3 separate regions of the Mus musculus genome follow, and regions 1 and 3 are each linked to region 2. A link is a loop called in an ENCODE intact Hi-C map of the cell type or tissue named here. Cell type or tissue: left cerebral cortex. All regions are shown on one strand.

The links. A loop is a pair of places that touch in the nucleus more often than their neighbours do. Peaks named below come from ENCODE experiments on the same cell type or tissue, not always from the same donor. Only the 100,000 strongest peaks of a DNase experiment are listed, where the experiment ranks them.
Region 1: it touches region 2 in a loop (3-fold over the local background); 2 of 42 quality-filtered maps call a loop at or near these places.
Region 3: a loop joins it to region 2, with 4 times the contacts of the local background. A loop is called at or near these places in 3 of 42 quality-filtered maps.

What each region holds. Positions count from the first base shown.
Region 1 is chr5:127,704,759-127,712,758 of GRCm38, reverse strand. Glt1d1 (glycosyltransferase 1 domain containing 1) reads right to left here. Exons shown (of 12, transcript NM_177005.4): 12 at 5,239-5,896. The coding sequence ends at 5,735. Among named protein-coding and RNA genes, the nearest start is that of Glt1d1, 76 kb to the right of the region's middle. In left cerebral cortex, a CTCF peak has its summit at 4,405; DNase peaks (open chromatin) are centred at 5,561, 5,791, 6,607, 7,304 and 2 more places; H3K27ac peaks cover 201 bases.
Region 2 is chr5:127,956,732-127,964,731 of GRCm38, reverse strand. All of the region lies in intron 4 of Tmem132d (transmembrane protein 132D), which reads left to right. Among named protein-coding and RNA genes, the nearest start is that of Glt1d1, 330 kb to the right of the region's middle. In left cerebral cortex, a CTCF peak has its summit at 3,769; DNase peaks (open chromatin) are centred at 1,847, 6,806 and 7,981; H3K27ac peaks cover 1,480 bases.
Region 3 is chr5:128,361,231-128,369,230 of GRCm38, reverse strand. All of the region lies in intron 1 of Tmem132d (transmembrane protein 132D), which reads left to right. Among named protein-coding and RNA genes, the nearest start is that of Tmem132d, 68 kb to the left of the region's middle. In left cerebral cortex, no CTCF peak of the experiment used is centred here; DNase peaks (open chromatin) are centred at 3,471, 3,777, 4,173, 7,776 and 1 more place; H3K4me3 peaks cover 266 bases; H3K27ac peaks cover 2,080 bases.

The sequences.
Region 1 (8,000 bases), 250 kb after region 2:
TAGTGTGGTAGCCGACAAGCCTAAGTTACCCTCCAGGCTAGTCTGCCCAGACCACTGTATTTACAGACATATCTGGTGGTTAAATAGCAATTTCCTGAGTTGAAACATCCCATCCTAGAGGGAGGCTCTTAAAACTCAGGAAGTAAACAACTCACAAGTCTCAAGAAGATCCTGAAACTGAACAGAGGCACAAAGGTTCTCCTTCTCCAAGGTTATATATAAGTAGGTAGGACAGCTGAGGAAGAGGAAAGTCTGACCTCTTAAGCTGCTTATACCCTGGCTGGCCTTTGCAGAAAGTGGTCTATGCTCTTAAGTAGCTCCTCACCCACACTCCTCTAAGTAATACCAACAAGCTCACTGATTCACCAAGTTGGAATTTGTACATTAGTCTGGCATCAGTTCCCTATCTGGGGTGAGTAATTTGTTTTCTAGGAAAAGCCACACAACAGTGGTCACACCTGGCTTCTTACATAGGTACTCAGATCTAAACTCAGAGCCTTAGGCTCATTTAGCAAGTGTTCTTACATACTGAACCATCTCCCCATCCCCTAGTTTTTTTTTTTGTTGTTGTTGTTGTTGTTGTTGTGTTTTTGTTTTTGTTTTGTTTTGTTTTGTTTTGTTTTTCTGGTGTCAAACACAATGCCCCCAGAGTCTTCTCCCATAGTCCTGTTAAGTTGGTCCCTCTTGTGAGTGTTTAAAATGTTTAAATCATTTTAAATACTACCCCAGGGGCTGGAGAGATGGCTAAGCAGTTAAGAGCACTTACTGCTCTTGGAGAGGACCGGGGTTCAGTTGCCAGCACCTATATCAGACAATTCACAGTCACCTGTAACTCCTGCTCCAAGGACTCTCATATCCTCTACTGCCCTCTTCAGGTTTCCGAATGCACATTGACCCATGCAGATTCACAAAGAGGCACACAAATAAAAAGAAATCTAAATAAATGAAATAGTGTGTTGTTTGGATTGTAAAGCAGAACTGCAGATGTCGGGAGTCGGGAAGTGCTGGACTTGACAAAATGGTGTGTGTGTGTGTGTGTGTGTGTGTGTGTGTGTGCTGCAGTTGACTGAGAGCCGTCCACATTGATTTGTGTGGTGGACAACCCAGCTGATGGCACTTTCTGGAGAAGCTGTGAAACCTTAGGATTAGAGTCATGGCTGATGCTGCAGGCCACTGGAAATATATCTTTGAGGATAATGGTCTGCCTTAGCTTTTCTACACCAGCTCTCTAATCATCCAAAGTGTGAACAAGCAAGGCCAAAGCCCCTACTGCCACAGACAGAACCACCCAGCTTCCATGGTGGACTGAACACCCTGGCAGCATGAGCCAAAAGAAACCTCCCTTTGGTTGCTTCTGTTAAGGATTCTATCATGGTGAGTAGAGAGAGAACAGGTATGAGGGGCTGTGAAAAGCTGGTAAGGCTAGCAAGAGGCAGGCCACTCTGGGTGCGTCTGAGCAGAAACACTCTAGAGAGCATCCTGTGGTCTGGTTGCATGATTATTCATTGTTTACCTGTTTAAGTGAAGTATTTCTTGATTCTGTTTTCGTGGTTTTAACTATAGCCACATCAACTAAGTTTGTTTCATGGAAGAGACTTAGCCTCTCATCAATTGGAGGCTCACCCTTCAGAACCAATCGCAGCCCAGCTTTTCTCAGAATCACCTCACTTTCCATAAGACACTGGTCTCTGGGCCAGCGACACCACTCAGCACGTAAAAGAGCTTCCCATGCAAGCCTGCTGACGTGAGTTCAATCCCCAGAACCAACTCCTGAAAGGCACGCAGTGGCGCGTCTGCCCACACCCAACACATCCACACATCACACACAACAATAATAATAAATAAAGTTAAGTCTGTAAAAGAACCTGGCCCTTTGCTGGATGTGGTAGTGCTTGCAAACAGATCTTTTGAGTTCGGGGACTACCTGGTCTACATAGCAAGTTCCAGCCCAACCAGAACCATATATAGTAAGACCCCCCCCCCCCCACACCGCCCAATCTGAAAACGTAGCCTGTGTCCTGTTCAGACAGATTGTGTGGGTTGGCAGCGGTCATCTCAGCTGTTCTGTGGATCTTTAAGTTCAGGCTGATTTCTCTCTGAGCTTCTAAAGCACCCACCTGGGAAACCAGCTAAGTGCATACATTGTTTGAACTCAGGCAGGGTTGGGAGATGCTCTCTTGAGTGGCCGCCATTGGATAGAGAACTTTCCCAGTAGTTTGGTCCCTCTGGGGACCACTGATGCTCTAATGCAGTGGCTCTCAGTCTGAGGGTCTTGACCCCCTGTGGGGGTTGAATGATTCTTTCATAGGATTAGCATGTCGGATATCCTGCATATCCGATGTTTACATTACAGTTTATAACAGCAAAATTACAGGTATGAAATAGCAATGGAAATAGTTTTATGGTTGGGGGTCACTAAGACAACTGTATTAAGGGTCACAGCAGTAAGGTTAGACCACTGCTCTAACCTCCCACCTCCTCCAAGTGCTGGAATTACAGTTGTTGTCCACTGCACCCAGCCACCTGTTGGAATCCCAGTTCTCAGTGGTGATGGGAGGTGGGGCCAATGGAGAAGCACTTGGGCCACCCCTTAAGAGGAGGTTGATGCCAGTCCTGGGGAAAAGGGGTCCTCTCAGGAGTGGGTTGCTTATAAAAGCGTTAGTTTAACTCCCCTCATATATTGTGTTCTGTGTATCTCCAGCTCAGCTCTGCTCTTCCATCATGGGACAGTGAGCACTCGTTCAGGCTCTTGCGGGCTGCAACTGCAGAGCCTCAGAGTCTGACCCACTAACCGGTTCATTTCTGTGCCTCGTGCATTAACTAGACTGTCTGCCATGCTCGGCCACATTGGCACAAAATAGGCAGAGACATGTCCCCCGAGCTGCTAGGAAGCTGTGGATAAATGAGACAGGAAGCAAATTCAGTTACAAGGAGCCCTTCCAGGGAGGCCTTGCAGCAACTCTGAGCATTTCTGTCAAAGGCAAGATACTTCAGTGTTCGAACATTTGCAAACCTCCCTTCCGGGCCTGTGTGGAGGTGTCCCCCACATAGAGGCCTGCAGCTGTCTACCCCACAGGCTCACTTGAAAGGACAGCTGCAATGTGCCCCTCTGAGGAGGCGGAATCTTTTTTTTTTTTTTTTTTTTTTTCAGATGAGGCGGAATCTTTAAGAGACAGGGCCTACTATATGGTCTTTAGGTCATTATCTGCACTCGGTACTACCTCCTCGTTCACTTTCATTTCCCAGTTGAGAAGAGTGCATTTTTTACTCTGCCAATCAGTCCTGTCGAAATGCTTCTTTGCCCAGACTTGGAGCAATAGAACCTGATAGGTTATTTCTCTGCCTCTGCCGCCGGTGAAATGAGCCAATTCAAGCCAGATTAGATTATATTAAAGGCAGGTTTATTGGGAAGCTGCTTTCCGGTGGGCGAGTTCTCTGGCCCCAAGGATCAAGACCAGGGAAGTTGCAATGGGAAAGGAAGGAGGGGGCAGGAGGAGAGAGAAAGAAGGGGATGCGCATGCGTGGACAGAGAGAGAAGAGGAGAGAGACCAAAACTGTCTGGATTATATAGGGAGGAGCTTCTGGGGGGAAGGGCAGCCCAGCCCCTGGGCTGGAAAGTTCAGAGTTGGGGGCAGGATATGCCAGGTAGGGTCTGAGGGATGCTGGGAAAACCTGGAGGCCAGGTCTGCTTCAGTATGTAAAATAGGCACCCCTGTCCCTTGTCCTGGGGTTGGATACCAAACAGAGCCAACCAGGCATAGACTAGAACCTCCAAACTGTTGAGTCTGCAGAAACCGCTCCTCTTTATGTTCTTCAAGTGTCTGGTACGGAAAGGGAAAGCTGTTACACTTCAGTATAAGTTCGTGTCCAACCCCTCTGATCAGAAATTCGAGTAATGTATTTGTTTTCTTGGGGACCGTGTTGCAGGGGTGGGGTGGGGTGTTGGGGCTGCTCCCAACAAGAGGTGCTTCTGGAATAAATAAACAGCAGCTTTAAAAAATAGATATATATAGCTGATGGTAACACGCTTTATTAGTTAAGAAACCTTCCTTCCCCAAGGAGCATTTGCAGATGTAGCTTAGAGATGCTGGCACAGTGGTCAGGCAGTGATGTCATCCCTGGGCAAAGGAGAGGCAAGCATTCCGGAGCATCCTGTTTTTTGTAAACAACCGTGATACCTGACCTCTACACACCTCTCCTGAGGTGGGTTTGAACTCTGGGCTCAGAGGAGCTGCTATGGAGATTCAGGCCTCGTGATTCTCTCCACGCCCCTCTACCCCCACCCCTTCTTGTGCCCAGAGAGGTAAGACCCCCAGCTCAGGCTGAGGGCCAAGGAAATGGACACATTTCTCAGTGCGCCTTGCAAATGCTTGAAGCTCGAGCAGTGAGGGATTGCTGCTGCCTCTGCTGGAGCCTACGTGAAAGTGCCGGTGCTGAATCTGAGGTACAGAATAAAGGCCGAGAATTACATCCTCTATCGAATCGGGCTCTGATTTCATCCCTGATGTTCTGGTTTACAAAGCTTGCTTCCTTCCAGCCTGCTTCTCTAAAAAGGAGATGCTTGCTGCTGCTATGAAATGCAAAAGGCCCAGATGTGCCTTCTGAGTTGGAGCAAGTATGATATGGGTTCTGACTCCTCCTCCGTTCCCTCCACAGTCTGATACTCATGTGTGGCTATTGGCTGCGGTCCCCCCCCCTCCTCCTTCCCTCCCCTTCCCCCTCCTCCTCCTCCTCCCCTTCCCTTTCCCCCTCCTCCTCCTCTTCCTCCTCTTCCTCCTCCTCCTCCAAGCTGCTTACACAGGTGGCCATTGCACGTCCTGCTCACAGTAGCACAGCCTTGTTGAAATTCAACAAAAGGGTTGCTGGAGGAACGGAGCGCTGTTGTAGGGAGATCCCATCGAAAGATACCCCCACTACCCAGATTGACTTCTCATACCCCAGTGACCTCTTGTCACAGTCTTGGGTCCCACCATTGTCTGGAGTCTTGTGACTCAATCAACACTTGTTCTCAATTCCTTAGCAGTAAGAGGAATGACCACCCACATTGAATTTAAGGCTCCCAGCCTCCATCTTGAGAGCCAGACTCCCTGTGATGTCATACAGGGGGGGCAGGGCCTCTTCTGGAAAGCAAGCTGGGCTCTCAGGTACACTAGTGAGAAGTGACACAACATGATACATTCATAGCCTCTCCAGAGCTAATTAGCATGCCAACCACAGCCCGCCTCCCTACCAACCCCCGCCACCCCCCTGTCCCATGATGGCTTGTTGATCAAGATCATATCAAAAATGCTGCCAGCTCCACTCCATTGACAATCCTGGCCTTTTTGGGTTTTGTTGCTTATAAATAAGCCTCCATACGTTGTAAAAGCAGTCCTTGAAACAGTCCTCCAAAGGCCCCTGAGATGCACCTCCATCTCCTGCACAGAGCTACAAACCCATCTGGGACTGAGCAGTGAGCCTACAAGCCCACTGATGACTGATCTGTAAACACCTCTGGGACTGAGTCACAAGCACTTTCAGAAGTGAGCTATAAGTCCATCCAGAACTGAGCTGTAAGCACAGCAGAACTGTCTGCCAAACAGGAAGAGACTTGGGGTGGGGTGGGGTTTGGATGTGTTCCTGGGGACTCTAGGATTCCAGTGGTCCAGGACTGGGTCCCATCTTTTGGCATCTGCCCCGAGCTGAGCACCTGATGGTTGTTGGGACAGATGTGGTGAGCACGGACTTCCATCATTTAATCCTCCAAGTTCGTCTCTAGCTTCCTGATGAGGCGCTGGTAGGTGTCTCTCTCCACCTGCCAGGAATGATGCGTCCTCACGTATTCCCTTCCGTTGGTCACGATTTCCTTCTCCAGTGCGGGATCGCTAACCAGTCTCTTTGCCAACTGAATGAACTCCTGAAAGACAGGAAGTGGATGAGAAACGCATATGCGTGATGGGTGCAGGGGGAACCCTGGAGAAAAATCACTTTGAGGGAGCAGGATCAGAATAACGCAAGCATTAGGATTAAGAAACATTGTGGCTGGGCGTGGTGGCGCGCCTTTAATCCCAGCACTTGGGAGGCAGAGGCAGGCGGATTTCTGAGTTGGAGGCCAGCCTGATCTACAGAGTGAGTTCCAGGACAGCCAAGACGACACAGAGAAACCCTGTCGCAGAAAACCAAAAAAAAAAAAAAAAAAAGAAACAAAACAAAACAAAAAAAGAAACATTGTATATGTCAGGTGGCAAGATGGTTCAGTGGATAAAATGCACAAGGATGCGTACACTCCCGCGCGCACGCACACACACACACACACACACACACACACACACACGCATATGCACACACACACACACACCAGGGTGCACTACCCCCACAACCATGAATTCACACTATTCTCATAGCAGCTTTGCAGTGACCTGTACCTTCAAGCAGCACACACACAAACGCACATCCCCACAGATCTGTGCCCATAAACACCCGCCAAGAATGTCCACCGGAAACCCTGGAGCTGTCAATCAGGCTCTTCCCCAGCCTTCCTTAGTCCAACGAGAATCATCATCTCTTGGCCTATTTCTGCAGTAGGCGGTGGTTACGCAGAGACTTGCACATGGTCAGAGTGAAGATATAAGTGACTCAGCGGTAAGTGGGAAGTGTTCACCACACCCTCCAGGCTCAGGGAACACCATGTGGGATGTTAAGATGGTAAGAGCTGGAGGAAGGGGTACCGGGTTGTGGAATGTTACAGTTATAGTTCACCTGCATAAGACTGGGACTCACCCCTTCCTGACAATCTGTAACTGGTTCATGGTTGATACGGGATATAGAGTGTCCTGATTAGATCTGTATCAACTTGATGTCTTTTCAGGTGACCCTCAGTTGAGAAAAATGCCTCTTTTGGCCTGAGGGCAAGTTTATGAAGTATTTTATAATGATAACAATACTACTACTAATACTACTACTAATAATAATACTTTATGTGAGATGGCCCAGCCCACTGTTGAATGGTGCCTCCCCTGGGCAGGTGGTCCTGAGAAAGCAGGCTGAGCATGGAGAGCAAACCTGTAAGCAGCTTTTTTTTTTTTTTTTTTTTTTTTTTTTTTTTTTTTTTTTTTTTTGGTCTTTTAAGACAGGGTTTCTCTGTGTAGCCCCAGCTGTCCTGGAACTCACTTTGTAGACCAAGCTGGCCTCGAACTCAGAAATTCGCCTGCCTCTGCCTCCCAAATGCTGGGATTAAAGGCATGGGCCACCACGCCCAACTATAAGTAGCTTTTGTAAGCAGTCTCTGCTTAAATTCTCACCCACGCCCAGGTTCCCGCCCTGTTTGAGTTCTTGGCTTCCCTGAGGATGGACTTGTGTTTGGTTGGGAGTCCCTGGCTTATCCCGGATTTGGCCCAGCAAGTTTTATTCCTCCGTCTCTCTCCAACCGCACCCACTTGGAAAGCCTGGGAATGGAAAAGGTGACAGAAAGCCCAGTCCTGCATTCCTGACAGCTATCCCAACCGCCTTCATCTGAAGTCACCAGCAGGCAACATCCACACCCCCCCATGCCCCATCCCCACACAAGCCCAGCATGTGGCAGACACACCATTCTCCCTCCTTTACAGTCTTTAAGAAACTTCCACACCATAGTATGCCAATGACAACCCCCACCCCACCCCCACAGTCCTCATCCCCACCCCTGCTCTCATCCCCAGGGACTGGTGAACTCACCCAGGAGCCCATTCCCAAATAAACCTGCCCCCCTTTCTTTTGGCTTTTAATTCAGTTGAAATATATATAAATATAAATATATGAATTAATATTATATTTAATGCCATACATTTAATATTATAAAATATCCAGTATTATGTATGATATATAAATATAACATTAATATTGTAGTTAATATCAATAATCACTTTCTTTGCAGTGATTCAGGAGTCACAATTTCTTCCCTCTTTTATGGCCATAGCTAGAGACGCTCGGCTCACATACTGGGGTCAGAGAAGTTTGTTATGCCACAGGCAATGCCTGGTGCA
Region 2 (8,000 bases):
TATATGATAGAGATAAGTGTATATATATGTATATAAGTATATATATGAATGGTAAAGGATAGATAGTAGATAAAAGATAGGTGGTTGGCAGATAAATGTGAGATAGATCGATAGATAGATAGATAGATAGATGCTAGGTTACAGATTGAATAACAGGTAGGTGTATAGACTAAAAATAAATAAAGATAAATAATAGCATGGTAGATAGATGCCTTTACAGATAATAAAAAGAGTGGTAGAAGATAGACAGATGAAAGGTAGGGTGACAGATGATAGTCTGAATAAGATATAGGTAGATAAACCAAAGATAGATGGAGTTACATCGTAGACAGACAGATAACAAATAGATGAGTGATAGATCTAATAGATAGATGATATATGAATAGATAATAGATAGGTTAATAGATAGATACATAGAGGGGTAGATGGATAGATACAGGGATGGATAGAGAGATAGAGAGATAGAGAGATAGATAGATAATAGATAGATAGATAGATAGATAGATAGATAGATAGATAGATAGATAGTACATGGATGGATAGATATAGAAGAGATCTACAGCATTGAGTACATGATCAACAGCTGTCCCTCTCAAGTTGCCTTTTGAATCCTCTTTCCCATGGCCTTATCTCTAACCCAGCTGCACACCTTGATTTCACCTCCCACCCATGGTCAAACCATCTCGATTCCCATGTTGCTTCAAGTATCCAGTGCTGTTGTGCTCCACGCTGTCCTGGCATGTTCTCAGTCTCATATGGCTCCCTGCCATCTACCCACTACAGATCTACCCACTACCCATCTTCATCTCTACACTGAAGATGTAACCTTTTAGATGCTGACCATGGATCTCCATATCTCCTATTTAAGCCTCACAGTTGTTGCCCGTGGCTCTTCAGAAGACATTGAGAAAATCATATCAGGATATGTAAGACCTGCTGCCCATGTACCAACATGTTTCCTGCCATGATAATAATGGACCTCCTAACCTGTAAGCCAGCCCCAGTTAAATATTTTCCTTTATAAGAGTTGCCATGGTCATGGTGTCTCTTCATAGCAATAGAACTTTCCGTGTATACATGTGTATGTGTAGTCATCCACGGACATGTGGGCTACCCCCAGTGACACACTTCTTGCGATTTGTCCTCTCTCATCAGCCATAAACTGCCAAGGGTAGAGCTGTAGGGACCCCCCCCCCCCGCCCCTCAAATCATGTGAGAATTTCAACGCTTGGTCATGTGCAGGAAACCACAGTTGCTATGAGCTGTTGTTGTGTAGCAACCCAGAAGTCATCATTTCAGGCCACTCCCCCTTCTCTACCTGCTGGCTCTTACATTCTTTCCACTCACTCTTTCTCTCTGGTCCCTGAGCCTTGGATGGGGAGGATTTCTATGTGAATGATTCCACCACAGCTGAGTATAGACTCCTTCACCATGTCACCCCGGTGAAATCCTACAGAGTCTCTAACTGGACATGTTGAGAGTAGCTCTTGAGATGGGCGTATGATCAGTGTTGGTTCATCGACTAACTCTGATCATAACAGAGCCTGGCATGCCCTTGAAACTCAAGGCTCTGGGACAACACATACCTGGAATTCTCTTCCTTGTTCACATCCAGCTCGTACCTCATCCCTCCCCATCAGTCCCTTGAATAGTTAGATGTTCTGAGGAAGTGGCTATGGAGTTCTTTTTTTTTTTTTTTTTTTTTTGCCAACTTTCATTTCTTTGGCAATCTTGTGCCTTCTTGTGACTTTAAATACCATCTATTGGTTGATAATCCCAACATGTGCATCTTCCTGCTGGAATTCCTCCCAGAACTCCAGGCTCACTCATTCCTCGTGGCTGCCTACTAGGCAATTCAAACCAGCACGTCTTAAACCAAAAAAAATCACAGCCTACACATTCCAAACCCTTTCCTTCTGGTAACTTCACCATCCCAGCCAGGCAATCCCATCATCCCAGTTGCTCAGAGAAAAATCGCTGTCTTATAATCAGACCTCAGGATCCCTTTCTCCTTAGCTCCCAATGGCTCTCAAATTATCATGTCCACACCATGGCGGGAACCATCTTCTGAAACTATATATGTATCAGTTGAACATTTTTATTTGCTAAATAAATCTAAGACAATACTTTTAAAAATAGTACATCTGTTTATTCCTTAACAATTTTTATAAAGGAAAGCAATGTGTCTTGATCATATTCACCCATAATTCCTTTCTCTCGCCCTTTAGGCACCAGGCACGGTAACATATTCTCCTCCTTTCTTCATGTTCACTCTTGATTGCTTGGTGTGTGTGTGTGTGTGTGTGTGTGTGTGTGTGTGTGTGTGTGGCTTGTTAATAGCCCACAGAGAACAATTAGTGCTGCTTGCTGAAATAGTGCCTGGTGCTGATGACTTGATCCTGTGCAGGTGACCACAGCTTCTGTGACTTCATGAGCTTCTCACAGCTCTCCTCTCTGTCTTCCAGTTCTTGCAGTCTTTCCACCCTGTCTTCCAAGATGTTCTCTGAGCCTTTATAGGGACTATTGATCTAGCTGTTGCACTTTGGGCTAAGCACTCAATAGTCACATATTCTCCAGTACGTTGTCCAATCATTTTGAATCTCTGAATCACCATCCACCCCACAAAGAGGCCCCTCTGGCCAAGCAAATGAGTTCTTATTTCCAGGTGTATGCCAATGGTGTGTCTTCAGATAAACAAATGCATGAATAAATAATGGAAACAGCCTCATTTGGATTCACATCACATTGCTCAACTAATGTTCTGGATATATTAAAATACTAGAAATCAATTATCCACTTCCCCTTAAAGATTTTTGCCCCGGGGTTTTACCTTCTTCATCCTGGTGCTTGAGCCAGCAGCCTAGTTATAAGTGGAATTCATTTTAATTCTGGGTCTTTCCTCTTTCCTCATCTTGCCTGTTCTTCTTAGCCCAGGCTGGCTTATTCCACTCCCTGTAACCCAGGCTAGCCTGGGACTCAAGGCAATCTGCTTTCTCCTGCATTTGCTTCCATAGGACTTGATTATAGTTCTATGCAACCACACCTTACCTTTGAAAGAACAATAATAAGACTACAGACTTAATTAATTTTTTATCAATATTAGTATAACTAATTGGTTTTTTAACTCAAATACTTATATATTTTTTTTATCAGGAGGGAAAAGGCTGCAAGGTCAGGCCCCCCCCCCTCAGATCGTCTGGTCTTCTGTCACTGGTGAGTCCATGATGGCTCTTTGGGACTTTATTCTGCCCCACCCACCCTATGGGTTCTCCCTAGAGAACCAAGCAGTTTTGTGTACCCTTTGATGCCCTTTCCTGCTTCATCTGTCTATAAATGTGGCACCAGAGTTTTATTACCTCTGTCTGGCTGGCTTCATCAATTTGTTCTGGCCATAGAACCTTTGGTCCAGCTGTTATGGAAATCTCACTTCTGTCTGCAAACACACTTTGTAAAATATGGCTGTTCCTCACTGGCCACTTCCTCTCTGGTTAGGGTCAGGATCAGGGTCAGGGTCAGGGTTAGGGTTAGGGTGCTGGGGTCAGGGATGGGCAGAATGACTCTGGTATAGTTCTAATGGGTTAGTTGTCTGCAATTCTTTGTTTCTTGTTCTTTTTCCTTAAGCTCCCAATTTTCTTTTCCCCTCAAGATTCCCAAATTGTCTGGCTTAATGACCTATTGAGCTTTGGTGACTTTGGAACACTCCCTTTTTTTTCCAGCAAAAGCCACATTGTGAGCCCTATTTTAATTGCTCTGTCTGGAAGACAGGCTGCTCTCCTAGTGTCTGCAGGCTGAATAGCCAACACCAGGCTAGCAGAAAGATGCATCTCACAGATATGCAGAGAGAGAGAGAGACAGAGAGAGAGAGAGAGAGACAGAGAGAGAGAGAGAGAGAGAGAGAGAGAGAGAGAGAGAGAGAATGAGAATGAATTTCTTTCCTAAATGGTACAGAGTTGGCCTGTTGAACATAAAATTGGGCTGTAGGTTGGATCAGCTTCTGCCAGAATTCCATCCGATATTACCATGGATTGCACCCACACCACACGTGCACCCTGGTAAGTTAATGGGAGAAAAGACGGAGACATATCCTCGGGGACTGTAAAGAGATTTCTGGAGTGGAAGCTATCTAGATAATTTGGTGCCTAAGTGGTGATAAGGTAATTACCGAAGTAGTAATTAGATAAAAGACGAGAAAGTCTCTTCCCTCTGGATTTAATAACATCCTAAAGTCATCAGTAACCATGCAAAGCAAAGGTGAGCAGGTACCAGGTAAAACCCCATATGCAGCACAGTGGTCAGAACACTGGGCATTTCAACTAGAACATGGGCAATCTGCATTAGGGTCTTAAAATTTTCAGAAGGAAATAGGGGAGTCTTACCACAGGGGGTCAAGAGAACTGTTTTCTCTGAAGATAACGTCGATAATGGTGTGTTTCTCTATTGACAGCTAGCCAGCTAAGTGCCTTTTAAGAGTGTTTGTTCAGGTGGATATGCAGGCGACATAGAGAGAAAGAGGACTGGATTTTTCTGTAAATAAATGGGTAGATAGAGACTGTGAATAGACCTCATGTGCTCTGAATACTAAGGTCCACACCTCCCATCTATATAAGCAGCTTAACCTTGGAGAAGCCTCCTTACAGATGTTGACTAAAAGCTATCTCCCCTTTTAGCAGCAAAACATCTAAGTAAAATTGCGAGCTGGTCAATAACCACCCACAGCATCTATTTCCTCTTTTAGACAGATAAAGTCCTGAGCCTCCAATGTGCCTTCCTTCTGCCCAGTCATCTCCCTTTCTGTGTATCCACATGGCCTGGCGGGAGTGACTGAATTAAGACGGTTCGTTCTTTTCCCAAACTCTAGTTAATAAATCCATGTAAACATAACTTCTATGCCCATTTTGTTGTGACCCGTTATTCATTTCAGGATTAACTAAGGGGTGTTCTGCAATGTCGGAAGGATCATTTAATTTCCTTACCATATTCAATTTATGATTTCTAAACAAGGCAATGGGTCATTGATTATTTTAAACATGAAGGATTGTAAACAAACAGTGCTTGCCTTTTGATATGTCGGCCAAAAGGATTTAGTAGCAAGAGAAATGGAAGTCAATTAATGAATGAATTGGCATTCTGTGGGTGTTTTGTGCGATACTTATGTAATTTATCCTAAATTAAAATTATGTTGTTTCTTAATGAAGACTGCTTTGTAGGGTTTTCCTCATCCAGCCAGGCATGCTCTCTGTAATCATCCTGCCTAATGCTTAGTGAATCAAGTTTAAGGTTTGGTTAAGGAAAACAGTCATGCATATCCCTCCCATGGAGTCGGCAAATACACAGGAAACAGAGATGGAGTTAAACACACAAGTGAAGAAATGAACAGAGGAGGCAGGTATCAGACCAAGGATTACAAAGGCATCCCACAGAATTGTTTTTTGTGGGGGGGATGGGGATATGGTGTTGAGGATTGAGAAAAAGGGGAAACCCTTTGTTGTGGAAGGTCAGAGAAGCCATTAAGGCTCCTGGGATTCCAGCCAACTGACATGCAGAAAGTCCAGCGAGTTAGAATGAGCCTTCTGTCATGTTCTAAGAGGAAAACAGACCCTCAGGAGGCAGAAGCATGTGAATAAGTCAGAGAGATACCGAGGAGGAGCTTGGAGAACATCCAGTTATTAGTCCACCAATGGCGGTCAGGATGTAGGAAGCAGGGACTAGAAACCAAGGCGTGCGAGTTCGAATCTCTTTACGACTGGAGATTTATCTTGAGAGACCAGACACAGAGACCACTGAAGGACCCACTGGGGACACTAGAGGAACTGGGAGTGAGGAGAGCTGATGATGTGGAGCTGGGAGAAAGGGAGAACTCCTGAGCCTTGCTCCTGGATGGTTCCCCCAAGGATGCTGACCCTGCCTCCCTCTCTAACACTGGAATGATGAAATAGGTGAGTTGTGTCTAAAAGAGACCAGTCATTTTATTTTAGACATGTGAGACTGTCTTTTGAGACAGGCTCTTGCTGCCATAGCCTAGGCTAGCCTAGAATTTACTCTGTATTTAGCCCAGGCTGGCTTCAAACAAGAATCCTCCTGCCTTAGCCTCCATAGGGCTATTTCCTGTAGCTAAATATCACATCCTTCTTGACCATCACCTCCACACCCCAACTCTCCAGCCCTGGGTAGATCCTACTCTGCTTTAGATAATTTAGCTTCCTTGTAAGGACACGTGGGATCTACCTTTCCATACCTAGCCCATTTTACTTTGACATCATTCCCTGCCACCCATGAATGCAAAGGGCAAAAGTTCCCTCCAGGACGCCATTTAAATCAAAGTTTTACAGACCTCCCCCCCACCCCCCAGATCTTTAGGCTTGAACTTGTTATGGAGACCAATGTGACCATGACTACAAGGCCCTTAGTGTAAGATTGTGTCTGATCTCAGAAGCTAAGCAGAGTCGGGCTTGGTTAATACCGTGATGCTATCTGGGCACTTATTTATGAGTGAGCCCAAGTTTTTGGCGGACGGGGGGGGGGGGGGGGAGGGACTCTGTAGTCCGCATACCAGTACTTTCCATAGAAAGTTTCAGTCTGAAGTCTTCTCGGAAACCTAAAATCTCCCCACATGAGCAAACACAGCTATAGAAACCAGTAGCCTAATTTTAAAACACATTTTAATAGCACCTCTAAGAACGTCACTAGTTAAGTTTGGGATTGCTAAATTTGCTCCATCCAAAAATATTTAAGAATAAATCTTTTGATTTCTGTCCCGTATCACCTCTTTGTGTCAAAGCATAATATTGAAGGACGTGGAATCACTGAAAACCATACTCCAGGCTCACTTGATTCCACAACTGCCCTCAGGCCTTCACGTTGCCAGGACGGAGTTCACTGACATGTCCACAGCCTGCCTCAGGGAGCCAGCCTAGCCCAGGCTACCCCTCACTATCATGATGTTTCCTTGCTCTTGTACCTTCTTTTGTCATTTCCCAGGTTGATGAGCTCTGGAACCTGGCACAAGTTCATGTTTAAAACCCGTTCTGCTTGCAAACATGCATTTCCCAGTTAACCAGCCTCAGAAGCTGTCTGCTGAAGACATGTCCAGAACCATAAATAATGTTCATTTTCCACACAACGGGAACTGGGACAGGGTGTACCCCAGGCCTTCTTTGATGTGGACTCCTGTCTCCAGTGGCGCTCCTGGTTTCCAAGCACAATAGCCAATGTCTGCTATTATCCTGGGGTATTCATTTTGGCACGAGCTATTTGACCTGTGAATTGTACCTTTGTATATATCTACCTACATGTCAGGGGGTTGTGGGGATGGCACGCACATGTGTGAGTACTCGTAGAGGGCAGAGCTCAACATCAGATGTCTTCATCGATCATGTCCAGCTTAGTTTTATAGCCAGCTTTCAGCTAATATGGCTGGCCAGAGATACCTGTGGACCTGTGTGTCTCCACCACTATGCCAGTATAAGGGGACTAGGAGCAAGCTCTACCATGCCCAGCTTTTACCTGGGCACTGGGGATCAGAACACAGGTCTTCTGGTTTATACAGCGAACATTTTACCAATGTTTACCATCTCCCTGGTCCCGATAACTGATTCTGGTTTGCTGAAGAAAAAAATGGAATCAAAGCAAAGATAGCACGCATGGTCATTCAGACAGCATGGTGCAAGCTGCCCTGTTGTCTGCACAGGACTTCTCCGGCAGGGATACAGGAAGAAACCACTTGATTTCCTTTTCATTTTTTTTCTTCTTCTGTCTGTAAACAGGATATTACCAAAGCCTCTCAATGTTGCACCAGCGTTGTACAAACAGACATAAGTACAACACTTAGAGCTGCTTTTTCACTGTCAGTGGCCAAGGTGTTATGTAAACCCCAGGCCTTGTTTACAATGCGGTTAGAAAAAGCTGGGCATCGTCTCTGCTGGGTGGCCCTGGGAGAAGATTGTCAGGGAAAAGAGAACGGCTGTTCAGAATGCTTCCCCAGTTAAACCCATCCCCGACAG
Region 3 (8,000 bases), 400 kb before region 2:
GTCTTCGATAGAGCTATGCTGGGATTCTAGAAGAATAACTCACTCACATGTTAGGATGTCACTTGACTTGGTTTTAGCAAACGCTGTGATCAGAAGCCTCAGGCCAGCAAATAAAAAGCACCCACACGACAGAGATGGTGAATTTTCAGGAGGAATTCAAAGCCAGCCTCTGACCCCTGCCTTAGAAACCAGATTTTTCCAGAGACTTGGAAAGACATACCTACAAACAGTTCTCCTGGTTCCTGATTGTGTCTTCTGTCACCGCCATCTTCCTTCTGTAGGCCTCAGAGTAGAATTAGCTTCCCTTTTTATTTTTGCTTTTCTATACCTGTAGGTCTTATTTGATGCTCATTTTCTGTAACTAATATTGAGTCTTTATCTCATCCAGGGAGATGGTAAATCAAGTAGGACTTTTGATCCAGAAATATCCCTGTAGAGTTGGAGCATGGGTCTGGGGTTGGCTTGCTTAAAAAGAGTCAAATGCATCATCCTGAGTGAGGTAACACAATCACAAAAGAACTCAAATAATATGTACTCACTGATAAGTGGATATTAGCCCAGAAACTTAGTATAGTGAGATATAAGGTACAATTTGCAAAACACATGAAACTGAAGAAGAACGAAGACCAAAGTGTGAACACTTTGCCCCTTCTTAGAATTGGAAACAATCACCCATGGAAGGAGTTACAGAGACAAAGTTTGGAGCTGAGACAAAAGGATGGACCATCAAGAGACTGCCATATCCAGGGATCCATCCCATAATTAGCCTCCAAACGATGACACCATTGCATACACTAGCAAGATTTTGCTGAAAGGACCCAGATATAGCTGTCTCTTGTGAGACTAGGCCGAGGCCTAGCAAACACAGAAGTGGATGCTCACAGTCAACTATTGGATGGATCACAGGGCCCCCAATGGAGGAGCTAGAGAAAGTATCCAAGGAGCTAAAGAGATCTGCAACCCTGTAAGTACAACATTATGAACTAACCAGTACCCCGGAGCTCTTGACTCTAGCTGCATATGTATCAAAAGATGGCCTAGCCGGTCATCACTGGAAAGAGAGGCCCACTGGACAGACAAACTTTATATGCCCCAGTACAGGGGAACGCCAGGGCCAAAAAATGGGAATGGGTTGGTAGGAGAGTGGAGGGGGGGAGGGTGTGGGAGACTTTTGGGATAGCATTGGAAATGTAATTGAGGAAAATATGTAAAAAAAAAAAAAAAAAAGAGTCAAATGACTCAGTTTCCCTATCTGGAATGGAGCTGGTATGTATTCACATTCCAGTATGACCCAGTTGATTACCCATGTTAGATATTTTGATGCATGTCATTCAATACTACAATAGGATACTGGAGTTGGTTTTTTTTTTTTTTTAATTGTGGTCCCGTAAGTACCTGTATTCAAATTCTAAGACAGAGATGGCCTTATAAAAATATATTTTGAAATGTTGAGTTGAGAAGCTTTTGAAACATACGTGGTCTTAGTTATCTGTGGGTGGGTGTTGCTTTAAGTAATCAACAGCACATCCTTCACCTACCTTCTTCACCTGGGCCTTAGTGTCTTTTCTTGTTGCTGTGATAAAATACTCAAACAAATGCAATGGAAGGATGGGTTTATCTTGGCTAACAGTTTGAGGGGTTGTCCATCATGCTGGGGGAGTCAAGGTAGCAGGAACCTGACAGAGATGCCACGTTGTGTCCACAATTAGTAACAGAAAGAAATCAATGCAGAGTGCTGTTCATCTCCTCCACTCACAGACTAGGATCCCAGTAGGGAATGGCACCGCCCACAGTGGGCCAGGCTTCCCACATCAATTAGTGTAATCAAGATAATCCCCCCCCAGACCCATCTCTGAGGTGATTCTAGATTCCCCCAAGTTGAAACCAACCGTCATAACCAGTGTGTGCCATCCACCATCGTGATGGAGGAAGGACAAATCGTGTGCCGCCTGGCTTCCAGCTGCCGACCTAACATCACTCCGAGGATGTCTGGATGTAGATGAGAACTGAGCCTCGCCTGACGCATCCCGAATCAACCCAGCTACTTAATCACAGCTTTTGTCTCCATGTTTCCCAGAGAAAAATAGCTTTAATTTCTAATTGTTAGCAAAGTCCTTGAAGACAATCCGAACAACAGACATCCCAGAAGCAGAAAATAACCGTGTTTGGAATGCCACCAGGCAGAGAAAAAAAGACTCAGGAAACTGGTCAAAACCAATTCAGGGGAAACTTTCTTTCAGTTACTCAGACAGGCAGATAGGTGTACACACACACACACACACACACACACACACACACACACCTACCTTTGAAAAGAGGAACCATTAGAATGTGTTGAACCTGCCTGCCACTAGGGGAATGCAGCTTAGCACCACAGTAAGAGTCTGCCACCCCCCCCCCCCTCACTAAGAAGCCAGTAACAACACATGCTGGTGAGGATGAGAGCAGAAAGAATCCTTATCTATTGCTGTTGGAGGGAGATGCAAATCTGAACAGCCACTATGGAAATCAGCCCATAGTAGGGGCTGGAGAGTTGGCTCAGTGCTTAAGGGCACTGGCTGTTCTTCCAGAGGACCCAGGTTCAGGAATTCTCAGAACTCACATAGTGGCTCAAAACCATCTGGAACTAATTCTAAGGGGCCCAAATGGTCTCTTCTGGCCTCCACAGGCCCCAGGCATGCACAGGGTGTACAGACATACACGCAAGCAAATGTTCCTGCACATAAAATGAAAAATTTAAGAAGTAGGATTTTTAAGAGTTTGCCACGATAAATGTTAAAACCAAAACAAAACAAATGAAAATTGAACCCTGAAATAGACCTACTGTGTGACTCAGGTACAGCACTCCCAGGTGTTTTCTCAAAGGACTGCCAAAAGTCACCACACTGCAGGGACACATGTTTACTGCTACACTTGCTGTTCATAATAGGTGAATTATAGAGCCAACCTAGGTACCCCTCAACAGGGGAATGGGCAAGAAAAACCTGGTCTCTATACTCAGTGAAACTCTGTTTAGCCATAAAGAAGAAGTAAGTTATGGTGTTAGTAGGAGAACATATGCAACTGAAGATGGTTATTATCCAAGCATATTCAGTTGCTCTCAGAAAGATGAACATTTTATATTCTTTCATCGTGGATCCTAGGTTTCATGGAGAGGCATAAAAGCCCATGTGTCTATATGATGTGAAAGTCAGAATGAAACTGTCTAGGGGAGTAGAGAGGCCTCACAGGTTAGGGGAGAAGGAGAAGGAGGAGGAGGAGGAGGAGGAGGAAGAGGAGGAGGAGGAGGAGGAGGATCCAATATGCAATATGTACTTATATGAAAAATGTCCTTATGCCAGGTTGGGGAGATGACTCAGTGGTTAAGAGCAATGGCTGCTCTTGCAGAGGACCCAGGTTCCTTTCCCAGGGCTCAGATGGATGGTTCACAGATGCTTGCAATTCTGGCTCCAGGCCATCTGATTCCCTCTTCTGGCTTCCTTAGGCATCTTCACACATGTGGTCTATGCACACGCATACACACACACACACACACACACACACACACACACATACACACACACACACACACACACACACACACACACACACACACACACACTCACACATGCACCCTTGCAAACACATAAATAAGAAAGAATCTTTGAAAAAAGTCCTTATGTAACGCAGTGTCATGTACAATACATATATACCAGTTTGGAAGAAAATAGTCCCTGGCAGCTATTTTATGTCACTAGCCAGAGTGGGCTGACTTAAAATGTGGGCTCTGTGTCCTTCTGGAAGAGCATTTGGTCCCCTGAGGGTAGGCTTGCTTCTGGAACAGGTGGGAGTCTTATTTAGAGTGTGTGGTGGTTGGGAAGGAGATTTCTCTGCATAGAGGGCAGAACTCCAGGGCCAAGAGTGAACTGTAGGCACTGAATTACCCATGATGCTGTTGTGTCTGGGGCTGTTGCGTATCTGCCCTGTGGAAGCTTCCTGGTTTTGCTCCATGGCTCCTTCAGAGCTCTTCACTTTCTGTGAGTTTCTTTTTCTAATTTGCAACAGGGAGAGCTAAGTTGTTCCCTTCGTGACTGCATATTAACCCTCCGCATGTATGCACTAACCTTTGTTTGGCAGATGGCACCAGGTTAATTACTACACCACAATTAACATCCTTTTGCACATCTGAAATATCTTCACAACAAATCTGCCAGCGCTTCGTGGTGCCTGGAGAAGATTCTAGCCTTGTGGGGCCTCAGACTGCTGGTGGAGAAGGGGGAGGCGGGGTAATGGTGGATGCATTCAGAAAATAGGTTATAAAAAGAATCACTACAAATGGAAGGGAGCCTAAAGATTTGGTGGCAGACAGCCGGTGACAGAGAGGCTCAGGGTGGTCTTGCTTGGAACTGTGGCTGTGAAGATGATGTTTGCATTGCACTGGAGTTGGCATAAGAAGGTGGTATCAGGGGCCACTGGGATCCATCCTCTCTTCATCATAGGCATAGTAGGGGCTTGGGTAAGGGGGACTAATGAGACAGAGTGAGTTGAACTTGGTTAGTAGGGAAGGTGAAGCTGCAGGAACTGCCAGGAGGCTGGGGGGTTTCCACTGTGTACAGTAGGGTGCTTGTGCCAAGCACTTTAGATGGTATCAATCAGAGTGGCAGCATGGAAAGCCAGGGACTGTAAGCTGGGACATGAGATGGGTTTGCCATTCTGTTCTTTCAAGGCCATGCAGGGTCAGAGGTATGAACTGGACAGCAGTGAAAGCTGAGGGTCCGGAGGCTGAGGAAATACTCAGGTATAAAACATTCCCCAAGCACATATGACATCCTGGGCTTGATTCTGAGACCCCATCTAGAGATCTAGGTGTTGAAGCACCCGCTTGTAATCCTTGTGGAGACAGGAGCAATCTCTGGTCTTGCTGGTCTACCAGCCTTGGCTATTTGGTGAAGCTCAGGTCTCAGTCTGAGAGCTCATCTCAAAAATCAAGGTGAATGGCCTCTAAGGAGAGATACCTTAGGTTGAGCTCTGACCTCAGTAGGTAGACACAGAAAAACACACATCCAGACACACAGAAACTCTACCCTCCTCCCCAACACACATACGCAGATAGACACATACACAAACACACACATACAGACACACAGAGACATACACACAAAGGTTGAAGGAGTTTTTCCAGGGAGGACCGAGACAACCTTGGTTGCCTGTTGCAGAGACTAACTGGCCTACAAGACCTCGTGAAAGGATGAGTGGAGAACTGAGGGAAAAGCAGCTGCCAGTGTGGGGAGACTCATCAGAGATGCTCGGTAGAGGCTAGATGACTACAATCATCTAGAAATATGGGGTAACAGTCGTCCTGGAGACTACAGTTCCAGGTCTCTGTTGGACCCAGGTCAGGCCGGGAAGGCTGAAAGATGGATACGGAAGTGGAGATAGCTTACAGAATAATAGGTTTTGGGGAAGCTAGAAGAAAAAGTCTCAACAGTAGTGATAGAGAAAAGGGAAATGAATTCTTTCCATTGTTGATGACGTATGTTTACAAACTCCACGTTTTAGGGGCTGGTCTCTTCAGGTATTCTTCTTGGCTGTGCTTTCTGCATACGTGATTCAAAGCCTAAGTAGGCAGGTTGAACGGGCTTCCTGGATTCATCTGGCTGTTGGGGGCATTCAGTTTCATGGAGATATAGAAGTGGGGTCCTGTTTCCTGAATACCTACTTCTGAAGAAGGCAGCCATATCTCCCATTCCCCAACTCCAGAGGGGCTGGCTGTCTTTCTCCTGTCACGACCTTGGGTCCACACACTAATACAGCGACCCCAACACAATTAGATCAGAAACAGCCTTGATCATCAGCCAAGTCAGCCTTGTTAGTAAAATAACATATTTAGAGATGGTTGGCACACACTCAGCATCCCTGGGCTCTGGGATGATGACAGAATAGTCTTTAGGTCATCATGGAAGACAGGCAGGAGTACATGTATGGAGGATCACCTTTGGAGGTGTCACAATCAGGCTCAGAGCATCCCCAGTCCTCTGGAAGCTGATCACCAAGAGTTCAGTGAATATGGGTACAGGGAGACACAGCCAGCAGGTGTGGACATGAGCTGAGGGGAAGAGAGAAACAGGACCAAGGTGGCATTAAGAAGGGAGCTTACTGACTGCTCAGGGGAGGGGGATGGTGGTGGTGCCTGTGTCTAGCAGCATGCTTTTCCATACAGTTCATTTCCACAGGGACCTAACAGCTCATTTTTTTTCTCCAGCTGAACATAAGCACCTTCCCTAGAAGGGGGAGGGGTAAGTTGTTGAACATTCTCAAGGATGCTGTTTTTGTTTTTGTTTGTTTTTTTCCTGAGAACTATAAATGAAATCTTTATACATCGTGTATCTTAACTGCTATTGCTTTGTAAAGAGACATTATTGGTTTGAGTTTTGAGTTCCCTGCCTCTTGTTAGACACCGTGGTTTTTGTTTTTTTTTAATCTTTGTTAATTCACTTGGATTCTTCATCCATCAACAGTGATATCAACTTGCTTTTTTTCCTCTCTCTCTCTATTTCCTCTATGTTGCTTGGGGCTGAATTTTTCTTTAGGAACATTTTTGACATGCTTTAAAGGGAACTTTCAGACATGACCCTAGATCAAAGATCTATCTAGATCAAAGATCTATCTGTCTGTCTGTCTGTCTGCCTGTCTGTCTGTCTATCTATCTATCTATCTATCTATCTATCTATCTATCTATCTATCTATCTATCTATCTATCTATCTACTCTGTTTGTTAACACAGTGAGTGAAAAATGAGTAAACATTTTGACTTTGTTTGGTCACTCCTAGGGTACTACTTAGTCAGAATCCCACATGATCACATTATTTGGAATTTTCAAAATTTAAGTACTATCTTAACACATTTTATTACATTTTAAAAAAGATTTTTAAAATGGTGGGTATGAGGGTTCGCCTGCATGTATACCTGTGCACCATGTGTGTGTGCAGTGCCTGCACAGAGCAGACGTGCAAGGATACCCTGGAACTGGACATCCATCCCACCCTATGCTGTTATGTCCATTCCAGGAATGGACTCTCTTTCTTCTGCAAGAACAAAGAGTGCTCTTAACTGCTGAGCCGCCTCTTCAGCCACCTAGTGTTTTGTCTCTCTCTCTCTTTTTTTTCTTTAACAAGGAAACTATATTTCAGGTTTCTTAGACTGTCTTAAACTTTTTTTTTAAAATCATATATGGGGTGCACACTTGCAAACCCAGAATTTGCAAGATGAGGAAGGACGATCAGGAATCCAAGGCAGCTTAGCCTGGACTAAGTTCGGCCCTGTCTCAATGAAGAAGCAAGTAAGTAAGTAAGTAAATAAATAAATAAAGACTCATTTTGTTTCCAGATAATGATATGTTCCTGTCCTTTTTTTCTGAGTTTGTATTTCTCTCGTTTATTTCCCCTTTGTCCTTCCCCTGAGACCTGGAAAGCCAGGCTGATGCTGGTGTTGGCTCCACACTGAGTCCTAAGCCTTGCGCTTATCCTCTGACCTGCGCTCCTTCCCCCTCCAGCCTGGGTCAGCGGGAGTTTTGCTTTCTTCCCTTCTGACACCAATGCTTTTCCTTAGACCAGGCCCCGTGATCGTGAGTCGTAATTTTTACAGCTCTATTCTCTACTTTATAATCGCATCTCTCCCGGTGCGTGTTTTTAGAATGCACAGTTTCCTAGAGACGTCCCCCTTTTCTCTAGATTTCCAAATTTATTAGCGTGGACCTGCCCACATGTTGTTCCTTTAAACGCCCGCGCAGCTCTCTGCTCACCCTCCTAGCTCAGGTCTGAGTTTCATCTTTTGTATTTTCTGCTTGTCTGTCCTACATTAGGCTAGCGGGGCGCTTGTTTCTTTTTTATCGCTGGGCTTTCTGAAGGATTCATTTTTAAAAAAACATCTCCCTAGGGACTCCAATTCGCTTTCTAGGTGAGCCCCTTCGAAGCTGAAGGAGCATCGGAGCATCTGGAAAGACTTCACCCTGTTGGTGGGG